2 separate regions of the Mus musculus genome follow, and region 2 is linked to region 1. A link is a loop called in an ENCODE intact Hi-C map of the cell type or tissue named here. Cell type or tissue: left cerebral cortex. All regions are shown on one strand. Links, peaks and the distances in the headings refer to the core of each region. The heading gives the core; the rest is flanking DNA. Region 1 has its middle 3.2 kb from the start of Gm40518. Region 2 has its middle 36 kb from the start of Gm32016.

Evidence for each region. Peaks named below come from ENCODE experiments on the same cell type or tissue, not always from the same donor. Only the 100,000 strongest peaks of a DNase experiment are listed, where the experiment ranks them.
Region 2: a loop joins it to region 1, with 2.2 times the contacts of the local background. A loop is called at or near these places in 2 of 42 quality-filtered maps.

The regions. Positions count from the first base shown.
Region 1 is chr9:48,159,792-48,164,190 of GRCm38, forward strand. It overlaps a transcript of Nxpe4 not described here. Among named protein-coding and RNA genes, the nearest start is that of Gm40518, 3.2 kb to the left of the region's middle. In left cerebral cortex, for the core only: a CTCF peak has its summit at 2,131; DNase peaks (open chromatin) are centred at 1,554 and 2,175; H3K4me3 peaks cover 1,859 bases; H3K27ac peaks cover 485 bases.
Region 2 is chr9:47,973,654-47,978,052 of GRCm38, forward strand. No RefSeq gene overlaps it. Among named protein-coding and RNA genes, the nearest start is that of Gm32016, 36 kb to the left of the region's middle. In left cerebral cortex, for the core only: no CTCF peak of the experiment used is centred there; a DNase peak (open chromatin) is centred at 2,533.

The DNA of each region.
Region 1 (4,399 bases), core at 321-4,320:
GTAAGATTTAAGAGTCTAATACTAGGAGCTAGAAACCAGTGGTCTTCCAAGTCCTACATGGGACTCAGGATAGGTAACTACTGTTCCCAGGATCTTGTTGGAGGAGACCTCTCAAAGGTCCTTCATTTTCAGTTGCTCCAAGTATTTATGTGGTAACTGATATTAGCTCAAGATTCTGGCTTCTTGATACAAAGAATTGTCCAGCTGTGCCAACAAGAGTGCAAAGGTTGGAATGAAAGGTGTCAGAGAAGAGTCTCCTGGCTGCAACTGGCTCCCGGAGGCTTCTCTAGGGCATCCCATGTCTCTTTTGAGTTAGTTCAAACATGTTGATTCCAAGAGCGTAGGTAGCATTAGTTCCCCAGCATCAAAGACATTCCCAACAGATAACACTTGGACAACTCCCCTGGAAGCAGCGATGCTGTGGGGAGATGCCTACGCTGAGGTCCACAGACAGGAGTAGACAAAGCACCCTAGCCGTGCCTGCCTGGAGGCAAGGCCGTGCCTGTGTAGTCTTGCCCACCAAGGCTGGACTCGGAAAACAGTGCCAGCTCTGAACATAGACGGATGTGTTCACATTTATGACTTCCATTTCCCAGGGGTTTTCACACACGTTATTTAATTTGGTTCTCACAGCGGTCCTATGAGGTGGAACAGTCATGTATTTTATTGTTTTTATTAGTATTTTTCCCATTACAGTTTATTATAGAAATTCTGGAATGCATCAGAAGGCACAATGAATACAATAAAGATCACGTGTAATCATATCCTGAGAAGTATCGGAGGTGATGTGTCTTCTGCCCCCCCCCCAGAAGGTGGAAATATATAAACAATCTATATAGCATTCTGTCCTAGAGGGGGGAAGGGAAGCCAAATTTGGCTTAAATTCCTTTACTCTCACCTATGAAAATATGTCTGAAAATTTCTAGTGGGGCTTATGAACTCTCTTTTCTATTCCATAAAGTTTCTGAATTGTGAGCCACAGAGACTAAGCCAAAGTTGTTGGGAAACATAGGTTATCACATTGAATTGAACCAAACCTTCAGAAACACTTTCACAAAGGACAGATGCCTAAGTACCACCGACCATGGGCACCCAGCTTGGCAATACAAGTATCATACTCAAGGGCAGACACCAGCCTTCTGGAGGTCAAACTGGATGTTAGTGCATTTCCAATAATCATAAAACAGAAATCGATCCTGGTTCACCTATCTACCTTTTAAACCGCTGATCTTTGAGTACATGTCTTCTCCTCACCCCCACCCCCTGATGGAACACATTAATTCCCTAAGTTCTCTTGACTTGGGAAACTCCCATCAGTCATTTTTCTTTCAGCTTTCAGCTTATATTTCTTGTATCGCAAGGCATACACCATGGGCACCAGTCACAACAGTGTCACATGTGTCTTCTCACACAAACAGAAAATTCCTTGAGAGCTTTACTGCCCTCGTCCTGTAGGGCCCAGCATAGGAGCTGGTAACGAAGAGGATTTGCCTGAAGAAGAGAAAAGAGGGACTCAGACTTGGTACCAGAAAGAAGTCCGGTGTTTTGAAAAGATGGGAACACGTAGGTGCTCAAATGCGCACGTGCCACACCCACCCACAACCTCCTGCCTCAGACCCATCAGATGAAACACCTGTAAGTGGCATGCTTTGTCCAGTATTTATAGAATAGCTTCAAACAACTGTCTAAATTCCCAGTGCATGTATTCCCAGACGCCAGGCTATCCTGCCATCCCCAACAAGAGTGTACAACATTCAATCAGAAGACTGAAAGTGGATCATTGCCTAAAAATTTCCAGTTGTCTGAAGAAATCCAGAAATGTGGAACACCAAGAGAAATGCATGGACTCTGCCTATACCCCGTACCAAAAATAACTGAGTCCTGTCATATGAGGCTGTTAGATTAAATTAGTTACTCTATCCATATAACCCTCAGGAAATGCGTGTGACAGTCGTCATCAGAGCTAACATGCTAGGTTTTCCCAGGTAAAATGATAAAAAGAGATAAAAATGTATAAGATGCCCCCTATGTGCTAGGCACTGTGTAAAGCACTTTTCATAGTTAATCTTGGTTAGCTCCTCTACAGCAAATTGTGGCTGCTTGTGGTCAATGGCGATTGCACCCCCTCCAGGATTACTTCCCATCCTGCAGTGGCTGGTAAAAAACTACACTTCCCAGGATGCCTTGCGGCTTATAGTCCTCGTGTGATTTTGATTCATCCCTTTGGAAGTGAGAACCGGAACTCCTCACTGAGCTAAGTAGGGTGATGAGGAGTTTTAAGTGAGCTTTTCGTGTTCTAGTGCATACCCAGATGGTCTAACAGTTTGACTCTGGAGGCAGCGGTGGTAATGACAGAGTCCAAGTCTCTTCGTTCCCTGTGTTCCTGGATTATTCTCGTGGTGATGTGATCCTGCACTCAGAAGTTTGGACAGTGGCCTCCTGTTTCCCCAGCTTTCTGACTGGCAGATGTAAGTGTCCTCTTAGTTTGTTGCCGGACTTGTTTGGTAGTGTCCTCTTGGTTGTTACACGGACGGCATTTGGAACGTTTTAATGTTGGCTGAAGCTCCATGTGTCTTCCAACAATTTTATAAGTACCTGGACCCCTGTATTCAATCTTTGCCTGCTTAAAGAACCCCAAGGAGTGTTCGTGTTATCTCCAGTGAAACCCTGATGTAGCCATTTTATAGGTGAGAAAACTAAGGCAGAGGTTATCACATACATCATCTAAGATCGTAGAAACAGTGGATATGGAAATGGGATTGGAGCTCTGGAAGTTTGCTGGATTTGATGCCTATTTGGCACTACACTCCCCCCCCATCCCAAACTTTCATCTCTAACTTCTCATTGACACTTTCTATGTGTTATGAAATATGATAAACTCCAGAGATGTGGAAGCCGTGAATAAAGCAGAGAACCCTTTATCCTAGCTCTCCTGACTTGTGCTAGACAGTATGATAGTTATAAGTACATTTACATGGCCATCTATCCTGCTACCGGTGTGCATTGGAAAGGGGCATGTAGCGAGCTTTTAGAAGTACACGGTGTGAATCTAAAGCAGGTTGTAAGAGAGCTGGTGGCTAAAGGGACTCATTTCAAACATTGATTGACATATAATTCAGTGAAAACATTGATAAGAACAAATGGAGGAAGAAAGGGGGGAAAGAGTGAGTAAGTGGGTAGGCATCCTCCCATTTTATGGAACTCTTTGATCAGTCTCCCGGCTACCCCACCAGTCCCCAGACCAGCAGCTCTAAGCGACTTCATCTCATCTGTTCCTATTTGGGATTCTGCCCTAAAGAAAGAGGTAAACTGTGAATAGGAAACTTAAAAGCAGTAAGCTGCCCCACTGGAGATTCCTTTCTAGTGCTGAGCAGGGAGGACTTGGTGGCTGGGTCACGTGAAACATCTGATCACTGCTGACAGAGGAAGGAAGCTCTAGAGAAGTGAAGGATATCCCCAATAGAAGCGTAATCTGCTGTTGGCAGAAGAAGGACTCCAGGGACGTGAGCATCTGATGAAACTACAGGAGTGGGGCTTTGAGTCCAGCCCCAGGAAGGAATTTCAACTGCAAGTTTCAAAATTGAGAGTGGCTTGAAAGAAATACACTCAAAGTTAGGGATAAAACCAGGACTAGACAGTCAATAATAATGAATAATTGTAGAGACAGACCCAAAGTTTCCTGGGGGATAAAGTTTTATTTTCTTTAAAGATTAAACGTTCAGACTACAGATATCTCGCTTTGATGTGCATTTATTTAAAGAACAACTTTCCGCAAGCTGGGACTACTGAGTGCCAAGATGCACAGGCTACATGCTTACTGCCCAGATAACACAAATGTTGATGGCCTAATTGCTTCCAGGGACACAGGAGGAAAAACAAAAACAACACATGGGCCTTAGAGTAGTGGATCTATAGATAAAACTGGTAGGGACACCACAAATTCTACAGAAAACCAATAAAAAATGAATAGGAAATCACTTTTGACATCAATTAAATTCTCTTTAATTTATTTTGCTTGCATAGGTATGTGTTGTCTGGGAAGGGTACACGTATGCTGTGTGGAAGTCATAGGACCCAACTTGCAAGAGCTGGTTCTCTTCTTTGGTCATGTGGGTCACAGGGATGGAAACTCAGGTAGTCTGGATTGGCTGCAGGCACCTTTAACCACTGAGTTATCTTGCTGACAACCTGTTTGATAGGAAATCTTGAGGCAAAAGTGGTGTATTCATCAGGTTTCTCTACAGGAACAGAACTGATAGAATGAGTCTCTTTATACGTGTAAAAAGGAGATTTATTAGAGTGGCTTACAGTATGTGGTCCAGCCTGTCCAACAATGGCTGTCTACCAACAGAAATTCAAAAATTCAGAAGTTGCTCTGTCCACAAGGCTGAATATGTCA
Region 2 (4,399 bases), core at 290-4,289, 190 kb before region 1:
CTGACATCCCTTCATCTGGAGTCCACCGATGAGCTCATCGACGTGTCAACCAGACTGTCCCATGATGCTCAGAGAGCCAGGCATCAGCTTTATCCCTGGTTATGTCTAGGAGGGTGTTCCTGGGCAGACTCAAGGTGGGTGGTCGTCATCTACCTCACTGAGGACCAGTAGAATAAGAAGCAGAGTAAATGTCCAGTTTTTTTTTCTGTACTCATTTTTGAAATCTATTCTTTGGCAATTTCAAACATGTAAATGATGTATTTAGATCATATCTGACCCTACTCCCCACCCCTAACTCATGCTAGACCTTCCCTAGAGCATCCTCCCAATAACCCACTGAGTCTGAGCTGTGCTGCTTCTGTGCCTATGGGTAGAGCATGGGAAACCTGCCATGGGCCACACTCCTGATGAAAAATGGCTCTTTCTCCTTCAGTAGCTAACTACCGTCAGTGGCTAAGGGTGGGGCCTTGTGAGCCCTTCCTCCATCCATCCTGGAGTGTTAACTGGTTTGATCTTGTGCAGGCAACCAGAGCTGTGGTGAATTCACGAGTGCAACAGCCCCTGTGTCCCGAAGACACCATTTCACAGTGCTCACACCCACCTTCTGGTTCTTACAATCTTTCTACCCCCTCTTTCACAATGTCCACCAAGTCTCAAGGTGAGGGTGTGAGGTGATACAAAAGTCATCATAGCTTGCCCCAGAAATCAGAGCTCCTGCTTCTCAAGCCACTGGACTCCAGGGGACCTAGCCTGGTGGCCACCCCTGGCTCCCCCATGACCATTTAGTCCACTTGGACTAAATTTCATCACTGGCTAGATGCTGGGACTTCTGCATAATCACTGAAGCCAATATCTGCACTAAAAGCCCTCATATATAGATCTCACTGCAGAGAGCCATGACTCGTGCAGACAACAATCACCTGCTCCATGTTCTTCCTCCTTCCTTGCCTCTCTGCTCAGATAGAAATGAAGGCTCTGGAAGCATTTGGTCCTCCTGCCATCTACATCCTATTTGGCCTATGAAACACCATTGACTCATGCCTGCTGGAGGAAGAACCTGGCAAGGTAGCAGGGAGTCAATCTGGGAACAGGACAGAGCTTGCTGGATCCTGTGGCTCTGGTGAACTTTGAGAGCAGGCTTGAGGGACTCATCCAGCAGAAGACTGTCCAACTGTCTTGTTGTTCTTGGGCATAAGAGAAGGCCAGGATGGTGGATTGAGATAACATGGAAAACTTTAGAAGGGTTTGGGTGATCGACACAGGGAGCAGGTAAGGAAGGTCTTTTCTGTTCTGAATGTCTTTCTGAGCCTGTCCTGGGACGGACAATGGCTAAGGCACACAGAGCGGTCCTCAGATGTTATATTAGTTCTCCATCTACAACTCAAGAAAATAACACATGATGGCCAAGCCCAAGTCTAGAAGGGAAATGGAATTAGCCTGTGTGATGAGAGATGCCAGAGTCATGTGTAGAATCAGCGATACCAGTGAACAGAGGTCGATGTGGACAGGACATAGTATCCTGCCCAGATTATGTAGCCAGGGTCTGCCTCTACATGCCAGATCTGCCCTTTTTAGTTGTAATATGCACTTCAGCTCACATGGGACTTTTGTCCCTTCAGGTTCCTGCCCACCATCTGACCCCTACTAAAGTAACACTAGCACATGATGTGTTCTGAAGGTGTGTGTGTAGCAGTTAGGAACTAGAAAAGAGAGACAATAAAGAGTCAAGAACAACAAAAAGGACATCACTGTGAAGACGCGGTGCCTCTGAGAATGGAAGGATTTTTGAAATGATTTGTGAAGTAACTTCCTAAGACCGTCCCCCAAATACCATTGACTGTGAGTCTCAGGGATTCGGACTCAGGAGTCAAACATCCTTCTTCCCAACCCTCAGCTCCAAGGGCCATTGTTAACTGAGATCTACTCTGATTTTGCTTGGTCTTGGTGTTTTGTTGCCCAGAAACGTTTATACTTAATCTGACCATTTTCCTTTTTCCATAAGGAAAGTATGAATTTGCTCTGTGTGTGAGAACCCCCCTCAAGTAAAGCCATGGAGTCCCATTCTCCCCACAAACACTTCTACCATGAAGCAGAGAATCCGAACATTTAATCCTTGACATTTGGACCCCACTTTATTGCAGACCCCGATTTTGTGCACTTACCCTCTCTTGATATACACAACTCCCTCTGGATGGAAAAGCTCGTCTGTGTGCTCAGTGGACACTGTGGGGGAATCAGCCCTTTACACTGCTTTATGGATTATTACGCTGTCACGTTGTACCGCTTTACAGAAAGAACATATTAAACAAAACAGAGTTTTCAGGAGCAAGGATCGCTATTGTTAGAGAAACAATACTTGGGAAATAATTCCCCCCAATTTCGTCCTCATCTTTTCTCTGCTGTGCAAAGAGAAGAACAATTTATTAACAGGAGGCAGAAAATGCTTCTGAGGCTTTGGAGCAACGGACATTTATGGGTCTACAATGACGTTGTTTTAGTGGCTGAGAAAGCAAGAGATTTGGGGAGCATGCACGTGAGGTGTGTGGGAGTGTGTATAGAATTCACAGTGGGCAGGGTTGCTAAGGAAAAGAACCTTATTTGAATTTCACAAAAGTTTTGAAAGACCACGGTGCCCTCCTGATTGCACTGTGGGTCTTCATTGTTTCAGCTGATGGAGGGAGCGGCTTCAGGGGAGAGAATAGCGTAGCCTCGGGATTCTGTCTGCCTTCACTAGTACTATTAACAAGGCTGAACCAGAATGCCTCAAACAGTGACCGTAACAGGCATCTCTGTGTCTCATGCCTTCAATGTTGCCCTGACTGCTAATTTGGATTGGCCCAACCCTTGACTTTGACTTGATTTCCCCCCTATCTAAACTTGACCATGAACCTAGTGCTGGAATGGAGGTTTCTATTTGGACAGGGGCAGCTATTTCTTGAACACAGATAATGCTCACACCTCAGGCTTTTATACCTTTGGTTGTTCTAGACCAGGTTAACTTCACAGACTGTCTGGGGTTGCTTCTTGGTTGTGGGTCATAAAGCCACACATTTTCAAGCTTTGTTCCAATCCCACTCGGGAGGCTGACAATCTCTGGGTCAGTATGAGGGAGGTGACTTTCCCTGGGCCTAGTCAGATGGGATAGATTCTGCCTTAAACTGTAGAGATAAAGTTGTTGGTTTGAAAGTCTACACAACCATAGGTTGTTAGATTCCCCAACAAAGGATTTTCTCCCATTCTTGCATTAACCAGGTTCATAACTGCACACTTGTTATGATCAGATGAGATAGGATATACTTAGGGTAAATGGACGAAGACTACACAAGTTTCCTTAAGATGTGGACTGACTTCAGTCGGTGTTCAACCATCTCATTAACGCTAAACATGCCCCATGGAAGATCTTTGGTGCGGACCTTTAGTCAACCTCGAGACTCCGACTGGAAGAAGCCAGGAACAGGTGTACACAGGGGTCTGCCTGTAGCTGGAAGCTCAAATTGCAGCCCGACCCAGCAACAAAGGCTTGGAGGCAGAAGCCTTCTCCAGCTCCACAGGAGGGGCCCGTGTGACTCTATTAATGAAGCAAAAGATATTGGAATCCAATTGTTGATGGATCATCACGCGCCAGGAAAACTCTCAGCTGCATTGACTGGGCAAGCAGGGGGTATCATTTTGAACTTCTGGAGTTAATGAACTATGGCCTAAAATTTACAACCTGGTTATGAATGTTATGGATTTAACTCCAGTGCACAGCCCCAGGAAGCTGGCAAACTCTTTTGGCCTCTTCTCTGTGTGGGCCAGAGGCCTTGCAGGGTTTGATATCTGCACTCTTCCCTTGTTCTACAGTGCCCTAAAGGGAGGGCGCCCATAAGACCTAGTGTATTCCATGCCATCTCCCTGCCCCAGCGCACATTGGTGAGAGACATTTCTTCCCCCTATTACATTATTATACCATAGGACAGATAATGAAAAAAGGGTGAACTGCGGCCACTTGTTTCAGGGGCCTTGAAAGAATTTAGACCATTAACAGTACCTATGACTCAGAACACTTCTTACCCTCTTTCAGTCTGGTCGCACTCACCTAATGGACTCAGAGCACAAAAAACATTGGGAATTCTGTGAGGAAGGAAAAGGAGAAGATAGCTCATGGAGGTTGATTGGTAATCTTGCCTGTAAATCAGTTATGTACACAGTGTGTATGCTCCAATTGTGTCTATTCTAAATACATCTATGACAGAATACAAAAATACACAGGGAAAGATTCACATCTACCTGTAAAAACACTTACTGCCTAAGCAGTGGTCAATAAATGCACCATATGTATAAATAGTTAATGCTGTAATTTCGTTTTCCTTGGAAAGACTGGATTCTACAATGAGTGAAGCAAGACTAGCTATATTTT